2 separate regions of the Mus musculus genome follow, and region 1 is linked to region 2. A link is a contact called in ENCODE Hi-C or POLR2A ChIA-PET data. All regions are on one chromosome and are shown on one strand. The core of a region is the stretch at or near the end of the contact, and the rest is flanking DNA. Distances in the headings are between cores, read along the strand shown. Region 1 overlaps Rftn1 (raftlin lipid raft linker 1). Region 2 has its middle 51 kb from the start of Gm52302.

Evidence for each region. A loop is a pair of places that touch in the nucleus more often than their neighbours do. ChIA-PET counts read pairs that join two places held with the same protein, here RNA polymerase II (POLR2A).
Region 1: a loop to region 2 is called in a map of heart, with 1.9 times the contacts of the local background. The contact joins two enhancer-like sites. A Hi-C loop is called at or near these places in 6 of 37 maps with a recorded cell type or tissue (gastrocnemius and heart). POLR2A ChIA-PET finds 5 or more read pairs at or near these places in 1 of 5 experiments (embryonic stem cell).

The regions. Positions count from the first base shown.
Region 1 is chr17:50,016,331-50,021,150 of GRCm38, reverse strand. All of the region lies in intron 7 of Rftn1 (raftlin lipid raft linker 1), which reads left to right. Among named protein-coding and RNA genes, the nearest start is that of Gm52302, 16 kb to the left of the region's middle. Within about 2 kb of position 1,871, at least 1 of the 3 ENCODE cell types and tissues checked has a DNase peak (open chromatin) inside an H3K27ac peak, as active enhancers do.
Region 2 is chr17:49,980,762-49,985,306 of GRCm38, reverse strand. No RefSeq gene overlaps it. Among named protein-coding and RNA genes, the nearest start is that of Gm52302, 51 kb to the left of the region's middle. Within about 2 kb of position 2,631, at least 1 of the 3 ENCODE cell types and tissues checked has a DNase peak (open chromatin) inside an H3K27ac peak, as active enhancers do.

The DNA of each region.
Region 1 (4,820 bases), core at 622-3,121, 37 kb before region 2:
TACATTTTATTTATTCTCAGAATATGTAGCTTCTTTTCTCACCCATCAAAGCCAGTGGTTTTGGAGTTAGCAAGTCCCTGGATGGAGAAAAATGTTTCTTGTATTGTTATCAAGCAAAACTGCTTCAGGAGAGGAGAGACTTGCCCTCTGCTTTCAGCCCTGTGTAAGATGTCAGCTTCTGAGGCTGATGCTGTGCCAACGCAGCATGGGGTCCCTCTGCGTGGCTGGCTGACAGTGTGTAGCAGCTTTGAGCTGCTTAATGTTTGCACTAAGAAATTCAGCATGGGCCCCTACTAATGGGCAGGATCTGCCCGAGCCATCATGCTCTTGACCTCCGAAGTCCAGCCTCATTAGCTTGCGTATGCTGTGGGAGCCCTGTGTGCTGAACACTCCTTGCCTGGCCGTCCTGCCAGCTCTTCAAAAGCAGGCAGCACTGGTCACAGCTCCAGCAGGCTGCTTCCTGCCCCTTCATCCTATGACCTGTTTCCTTGCCCAACCCCAGAGTATGTGACTTTAGAGACAGCACACGCAACAGCCAGCTAGCCAGGTTCTCGGAATCCAGAGAAGCGTTATCTCCTGCATGCAGGTTTAGTTTTGCTGCCAGCGAGGCATGGTTCTGTTGGAGATGCCAGGCAACAGCTGGAGCTGGGGTGTTCTTCCTCGCTCTGAGTTTTTATCTCTCCCTCCCAGAGTATGCTGGGGATGCTGTTGGTTTCATGGAGGGCACCATAAATTAGACATCAGGGCTTCAGAGGAAATGCAAGGTCACCATGTGCCTGGCATGAAGGATGTGAGGGTTACGTGTGCCCGCCCTCATGGCGAAAATGAGCAGCCCCAGTCCTTCCAGCACTCGTACTAGCTGTTTCAATTCCTTCTGTCCAGTCAAACAAGGTGACTTTCACTACGATTTTTTTTTCCTACCAGGGACTTGCTTAGATGTGTGCGGCTCTTGCTACAATGATTATACACCAGTTAGCAACTGCCACTTGGTAAAGCACCCCAAATCTCAGTGAATTAAAGTGGGGATATTTGACTTTGCTTCCCGGTCCTTGCTAACTCTGCTGAGACAGTCTGCAGGCTCTGAGGCAGGTCCAAGATGGCATCTTGCACCTGCCTGCTGTTTGGCTGACCCGATTGTCTGTCATCATCCTCCAGGCTGGCCTGGGCTTGTCCTCAAAAAACAGGCAAACCTCTGGGAGAGGAGGCAGGTACAGGAAGGCTCTTGGATGCCTAGGTTCAGGCACTTGTGGTCATAGCTGCCAGGTTCTGTTTGTCAGAATTAGTCCTAGGAGCACCCTGGATTCAAGAGGTGGGAAAATGGATGCTCTCTCTGAGTGGGGGAGCCGTAAGGGGTCCTGGACAGGGAGGTGACAGTGGAGACCATTTTATAAACAATGTGCCTCACATAATAATAACATCTATTATCTGCTATTGTACTGAGCTACTGAAAGGCTGCAGTTGGCCTTCATTCTTGTGTGGTGGAAACAATCAGGCAGAAATGTGAATTCACCAACCCTGGCTACCAAGGAGTCTTGGAACTGGAGAAAATGGAATTTTCTACGCATTACATATATTTTCATCTGTTCCCCCTTTCCTACATAAAAATAACAAAAACAGAGACAAAAACAAAAAACAAAAACCCTTATTCCCTTTGAAGGTTTTGAGAGCCAAAGTTGTCTAAAACGAGATGACTAGTCTCTGAGGCTCTATTATGTTAGCCTAATTACACATCAGCAAAATGTTTTTCTGGGGCATTGTGCAAAAAACAAAGAGCAAAACAACATCTCCAGCCGGCCAGCCCGTCTGTCCCTCCCTCTGGTTGGCAGGCTCTCTGTCCTGTGTGATGGGATGCCTGGGGGAGCGTAGATAGCAGGGCAGCTCTGTGTGGGCCTCAGAGAGGTTTACTCTCTCCTCAGAGAGCATGGGGGAGGCCAGCTGTTTTCTGCTCCTTCCTGCTTCCCCCATGGTTCATGGGCTTCCAACCCATGTGCCTGTTCACCATGGTCTGGGATCCACAGCTTTGGCCAGTGTGAGCCAGTTTGAACTGTGGTACTGCCGTAGCCTACCCTCAGAGATACTAAGGGGCAAACTGGGGTTTTCTGACAGACCCACTACTTTCCATTGGATAGTAGAGGTGAAATGTCTCTTTTCACCTTGGCATTCTCCTCCTGCCTTAGATTTTGGGCACCCTTATCTAAGAATATGATCTCCATTTGTCCCGTGTCGTCCTCTGTTTCCCTACCTCACCAGGGAGCCCGGTTCCTAGCTTCATTCCTTCCTGCATTTGCCCCCCCACCCCCCTCCCACCCTCCCTTGGCCATCCATTCCAAACTCTCAGAAGAAGACAGAATTAAGCATTATATTCATTGTCCATTACTGTGACCAAAATATCTGACAGAGATGGCTTAAGGGAGGACAGGCCTGCTTTAACTCATGTTTTCTGAGGGTTTCAATCCATCACAGCAGGTGGTGGGAGCACGTGGCAGAGAGTGTGCACACCCATGGACCAGAACACAAGGGATTAAGATCATGTAGAGACTGTGGGGGGAGACTTATGTAGGAGCAGGGCCGCAGCCTACAATGGTTCTTCACTCCTGGTACTAATTCCTACAGCCAGGCGCCATCTTTGACCAGTTAGGGAATAAGCATCGAAAACAAACGCATGTAGGAGATATTTCAGATTCAAGCCACAGCAGATATCAAGAAACTAAAGCCAGGTGTTAGCCACACAGCAGCTTCCCCCCCCCCAGGATATAGAGATCCCCTCTGTTCTTTGGCCCCTGGACCCTTCCCTATATCACTCTAGTCTCTGCCCTTGCCCCTGCCTCTTTGTGATGAGAGCCTTTGTATTATACTGATCCCACCAAATAATTTAGGTTAAACTATTAACGCTGGGATCCTTGATAATGTCTTCCAAATACTTTCCCTGTATAAGGAGGTTTATTCACAAGTTCTGGGGTTTGGGGCGTAGACATCAGTAGACGGGCATGATGGTACCTTCCTGGGTGTCTCTGCAGGGTCCTTCCATTCAGTATGAGAGTAGATTCCCCCTTTGTGTCCTCATTTCCCTGATGCGGCACCTGGGCCTCTCTTGTTCAGCACTGCAGGGATGAAGCAGTCCATTGCTGGTGATGGCACTTGGAGCCGCCAGGGCCTCGCTCTACAAACAGTTCTCCAGTGAATGGTTTTGCATTTTTCCCCCATTTTGCATTTTTTATACACAGGACGAGTTCCCAGAACTTAGATCATGGGTCAGAGGGTAAATGGTGGATGTATTTGTAACTCTGAGAGATGCTGTCAAGTTGTTCTCTAAGAGGGGTTGACTCAGTCTGCCCTTCCATCAGCAGCACACGAGGACGCTTGTTTCCTGACAGCCTGGTAAGCAAAGCAGGTTGTCACACTTGAAGGCTGGGTATACGAAAGACAGTGCCTCTGAGTAGCATAACTTGCATCTACTTTATTACAAGGCTGGTACTTTTTTGGTCTGTCTAATGGCTATTTGATTTTTAACCCCCTCATTGCCATATCCTTGACCATTTTAAAACTGAGATCATATTTTCTTGTGAGTTTTTAAAATTCTGCCTGTGATATATATGAGAGCTTTTACCCACTGTGTCTTTTGAATTTACATGTGCTATCTTCCGTCATATAGGTGGATTTTTATGTAATCAGATGTATTGTTTTTATCTTTTTACTTCTGAGGTGTGTTCTTCGGAAGAGTATCTAGTGGGCCCTTTAAACATTACAATAATAAAACTGTCCTAAATGAGAGTAGTTAGATGTGGGTGTATCCTTTTTCTGGAAAATCCCAGAGAAGTGACAGGAAAGGGGTGATTTAGATGAGAAATAGACCAAGCTGATGCTTATGGCCACAGATCCTGTATCACCAAATTCACCTGCCCAGAAAAACTTACTTGTAGCTCCAGAGGCAATTCCTGCTATGGTGGACGCATAGTCCTTTGCAAATATATGTCTAATAGCACAGCGTTTGAACCACCCCACTGTTCATTGTTCCAGCTGGGGCTGAACAAAGCCGTGTTCTGCCTCATTGTGTGGTGCTCAGAGCAAACAAATGTCTTTTTCATGGTCTGCTTGGGCCACATTTTCTTCTTTACCCCTGTGATTTATTTCTTTATTTTTAACAGTGTTTCACTGTATGGCAGTGGCCGGTCTGTTCTAGATATATAGACCAGGCTGGCCTCAAAGTCGCAGGACTCTACCTACTTCTGCCTTCTGATACTGGAATTGAAGCCATGTGCCACTGTACCAGGCATCCTTGGTGATTTCATTATTAAAACCAGCCCCTGAGAACGGGGCTGAGGTTCCTAAGCATGGGGTGCTGTGGTGTGCTTTACCTAGCAGACAGAAGTGTTGGATGCGGTTGTTCAGGCTTTACACACGTGCTACTGCCTGAGAGTTCACAAACCAGCAAGACACAGCAAAAAAAGTGTCTTTAGACAAACACAAACATGTTGGCCAGGTAACAAAATTACAGAAACTACTAAGAACAACCTCACCCTTTCCCTTAGGAAGAAAAATGGCTCAACATTCAATAACTTAGTGCTCTTAATAGCACATAGTTGCCTAGAGACAATGTAGATAGATAGATACTTGCAAGACGGAATGGGGAGGGCCTCCAAGGATGGTGCTGTAAAAAGAGACCACTTTACAGAACAGAAGGGCAAGAACCCACAGAGTGTGTGCCTGCTGGGTGTGCAGTCTTGAGTAAAAAGGTTCACACTCAAGCAAAAGGTTGTGATTTAAACAACCTAAAGTTTTCCAACACAGTACAACAGGCTACACTCCGGAGAAAATAATTT
Region 2 (4,545 bases), core at 1,382-3,881:
CCGTTCCTTTGTCTCCTACCTGTCTGTCAGAACACCGTTTGTGTCCCTTCTGAGTCACAGACCTGAACAACTCCTGACTCAGTCTGAGCCACTGACAGAGAAGGGGCTAGTAGAGACAGCATGAAACACACATATACGCACACTCTCACACACATATACACCCACTTCCTCTGTCACACTGTGCACACACATCATACATACATATGCACACATGCACACGCGCACACACACACACCACAAATACATACGCATGCATGCGCTGCTTATCTTTTGTGGTTTCTACGGTATGAACTCAAAATATATTAACTGATAAATTTGTTAATTTATAAAGGAAAGAAAACACTGTTCCTGCACCTTTCCTTTGCAGATTTCATTTTGTTGATGAGGGCAAATTCTTTATAGAATAATCAGAGGTAATGCATTCAGGAAGTACAATAAACGGGTAATTAATCCTTAGTGATTAATGGCTGCTAAGACAATCAGGTAAAAGGCTAGGAGAGCTTTATACTACATGGATCAGATGGACAAGGGTTAGACCCCTGGTCCTTCCTGACATTAACAGTGAGACGGGCCATGGCTTATGTGCCACAAAGGAAGCATGCGCACTTTATAATGATGTAGTCTTGCAAAAAAAAAAAAAACAAAAAACGATGAACTCTGACCCTAAGTTCCAGATATAGCTTAATGACCTGTTTACTGAGACAAAAGATAAAGGACCTTGTTAATAGCACCTTGTGGGGACAGTAAATTGGGTGTTAAATGTCAGACCTGTACAAGGAAAGAGACAATCTCTTCAACAAAGGAATTTGGAAGGACATAACTGTGTTAATAGGTGGGGCAGGATACCGCCTATTAAAAGAAACTTAAAAGACGACTACTTCATGTAAGTTGGTGTCTTTAATTGTGCATTGTTCACATCTGTGTGAGGGTTGTGTGCATGTAGAGTCCAGAGGCACTGGCTCTCCCTAGAGCTGGAGTCACAGGCACGTGTGAGCCAACCCAGTGTGAACCAAACGTGGGTCCTCTATAGGAACAGTGTGTGCTCCTAACCACTGAGTTCCCCAGCCAAGCACTAACTTCTTGTTGTGCCAGTGTGAGGATCTGAGTTCAGATCCCCAGTGCCCATGTCAAATCTGGAAAATCTCTATACATTGATAATCTTGGTGCTGAGGGGAACAGAGCAGAGGGACCCCTGGGCCTCACTCACTGAGTTGGTGAGCCCCAGGCATCTGAGAGATCTTGCCTCAAAACAATAAGGTAGAGAACCATTGAGGAAGGCACCTGATGTGGACCTCTCCCTACACACACACACACACACACACACACACACACACACAGGCACACACGATATCAATCCAGTGTGATATGGGCTACAGGAAAACACAGGATGTTCGGGTGTTAGAAGACATTGAGACTCACTGTGACTTACTTGTTTGGTGTGTGACAACACAGCTTGTAGGAAGTAATTCATCTGTTACAGGTATATTCTGTACAACACTGAAGAATTTACAAGCGACATGGCAAAACCAGAAAGAACATGACTGTGACTGGAGCTGTGTGGTGGACATGTGGGCCTTGCTTTGCTACCTCCTGCGGTGACATGCATTTGGAATGTTCCCTGAAATTTCCTTCCTCCACTTCCTCTCCCCCTCCACCCTTCCTTTTTAAGTAAGCTTAATACAGTTTGTTTGATTTTGTGTTATGTTTGAATGTTTTGCCTTCGTGTTTGCCTGTGTCTCATGTGTGTGTTTGCTTGGTGCCCTCGCAGGTCAGCAAAGGGCACTGGAGTCATGGTTGTGAATGAGCGAGCAGATGCTGGGAATGAAACCCCAGTCCTCTGCAAGAGCGGTCAGTGCTCTTAACTGCTGAGCCATCTCTCCAGCCGCCTAAAGGATTTTTACCAAGCCCCTTAACTCTCTCTCTCTCTCTCTCCCCCCAAGTAATAGTGTGTATGAACGTGTGTGTATGAGTGTGTGCACCCACATTGCTAGTTTGTGTGTGCACATTGTGTGTATGTGTGTGTGCATGTGTGTACAAGTATGTGTGAATTTTCATGCTGTAAGGTCCCTGCCCACAGGAAGGAGCAGCGAGCCCCACTCAGCCTCCTGACATTCTTTCTGAGCAGGACAAGGCAAATGAGGAACGACAACTCATTCGGTGTTACTCATTACAAACCCCCAAGAGTGATATCCTCGCCTGCTCATGCTTAGATACAAGTGCAAAATTTATATGAAGCAAAAATCAGCCAAGTGACTTGATCAATGTCAAGGGCCTAGGAGATAATGTATGAGCTCAGCACCAAGTTTCCTCTAGTCTCTGCTTCTGTTGCAATCTAAGTTGCCAGCTACCCTAGCTGAAGTTTCCTCAGTTTGAATACCAGAGAGATATGGCCCAGCCTGGCAGCAAGGGCAAAGGGGCATTCTTACCCCACAGACCACAAAATACCTTTCAGCACCTAGCACTGAAAGGAGATACAGTGCAGACAAACAAAGGGCATGGCCTAGCCCACCTCAGCAGCTCATGTTGGTGACAGCAAGCGAGGGCAGGGTGTCAAGGCTTAGCTGGGATCTCCAGGCAGGTGACTCTGCCAACAGCAGGCACACAGCATGGTGCTGATGGGACAAAGGCAGGGTGGCCAGCCTTTGCTGTGCTCCCATCCCATACTTCTCTGGGAAAGGTCCCCAGACACTGCCAAACTTGTCACACAGAGGTCTGGGCTACCTTTCCGGTTGGCAGAAGAGCCCCATTGCTGACCCCACAGCCTTGCATCTCAATGTGCTGTGCTTCTGGGTCTCTTCTCAACTCTACAGCCCAGCCCTCAGCTAAGGCTCTGTGGGCCAATTGATAAGTCACAGCTCAGCGTCTTCCCGGGATAAACAGTGAACCGCAGCCCCTCAGATCCACGTCCCCCTCCCTCTTACTGAATCCGGGATATAATACAGCCATGCATTGTATAGCATTGCCTTAGTCAATGACAGGCTACACTCAGCGATCTAAGACTGTACCTCTTAGTGACATGAGAGCCACCTCTGTTTGCCATGTATATTTTTTAGTGTCAGCACAGTGCTGGTCACATAGCAGCACAAAGCAGAGAGCTGAATGCTAGCCATTGGTGACTGCTTAAAATCTGACAAAACTCAAAACAAGATGGCGGCTACTTGGTGGCCCCTTAAGTTTTGATGAAGAAGCTTGTGTTTAGGTCCACAAGACCCTGGGACATGTGTAACAGCAGCAAAAAAATGAGCAACCTCCCTTCCTTACCAGCCCAAGGGTAGAATTGTCAACAGAGCCTCCTGGGTCCCAGCTCTGCACTGTCTTTGTGCAGGCTTCGTTCACTTCCTTTGCTTGTTCTCTGATACTGTGGGTCCAAGACTGCTTGGCTCCTCCAGCTAAGCTAAGCTAACTTGGCCCCTGGACTTGTGGATTTTTCCAACTCTAAACACAGAACTTTGACCAGAGCAGCTCTGAGCTGAGCTTGGGTCACTTTCTGTCCACCTGAGGACTGTCTCCCAGCTCCACACTTAGGGAGGGGCAAAAATGCCAGGTGCTCTCTCCCATCATCCAGTGAGCATGCGCCATCTGCCTGCTGGAGTCAGGAACAAGCCTTCAAAAGGAGGTCATACAAAGCAGGCAAGCAGCGCTCTGAAAGGGCTCTCTACCCCGGGCAATCCTAAGCATGCTCCCACAGCCAGCCCCACCACTGCAGGCAGATTCAACATGAAAAAAGTCACCCACACCTTCGCCCCAAACAGAAAACTGCCCTGGTAAGGCACTTTGCAGAAAGGATTTCTTAATGGCTTTTTCTTTTTTTCTCAAGCTTTGGCAGTTAAGCAGCGATTTCACCAACCGGATCTTGTAACTGCTTCTGTTCCTTTGTTCTTCCCTGCTGCTGCAAGGCTCACACCTTCTCTATCCCGAATTCTCACATTCAGAGATGTGACTGATGGGCACTTCCTGTGCCCAGTGGTCCAGACTGCCTAGCTATCGCTGTTCTCTGTGACACCTGTATCCATCTGCAGGTCTCACGACTCTTCTGCAATCTGTGGTGTCCTAGAGATTTGTTTTGATGTTAGCTTGTCTGGACAGGTTCTGGAGTACTTCAAGCTGGCCTTGAATTTGCTGTATAGCTGAGGTTGGCCATGTAACACTGATCCTCCTGACTTAGCATTTCAGCTGCTAGGCTGTGAGATACCAGCACCTCAGCCTGATGACTCCCTCATTCCACTAACCTCCAATCCCACCCCACCAAGGCCCCATCTACCCTGTAACTTAACTGGATGGTTTTAACTGTCCTTGGTAGGTGTGTCTGTTAAATTTTATCTGCATTGATTAAGTCTTGCAAAGCCTTCTCCTCTTCCAGAGAACTTAAAACATACAAAAGAATGTTACCTGCTTATTTACGTATTTATTGGTATATATTCATTGTACATAGAAAAAAGTTTTACAAGAATATTTTCATTCAAGTATAGCATGCATTCTGATGGCATTCACCCCACTTTCCCCTCTCCTACTGATCCTGCTAAATAGTTTTAGTCCCACTTTCAA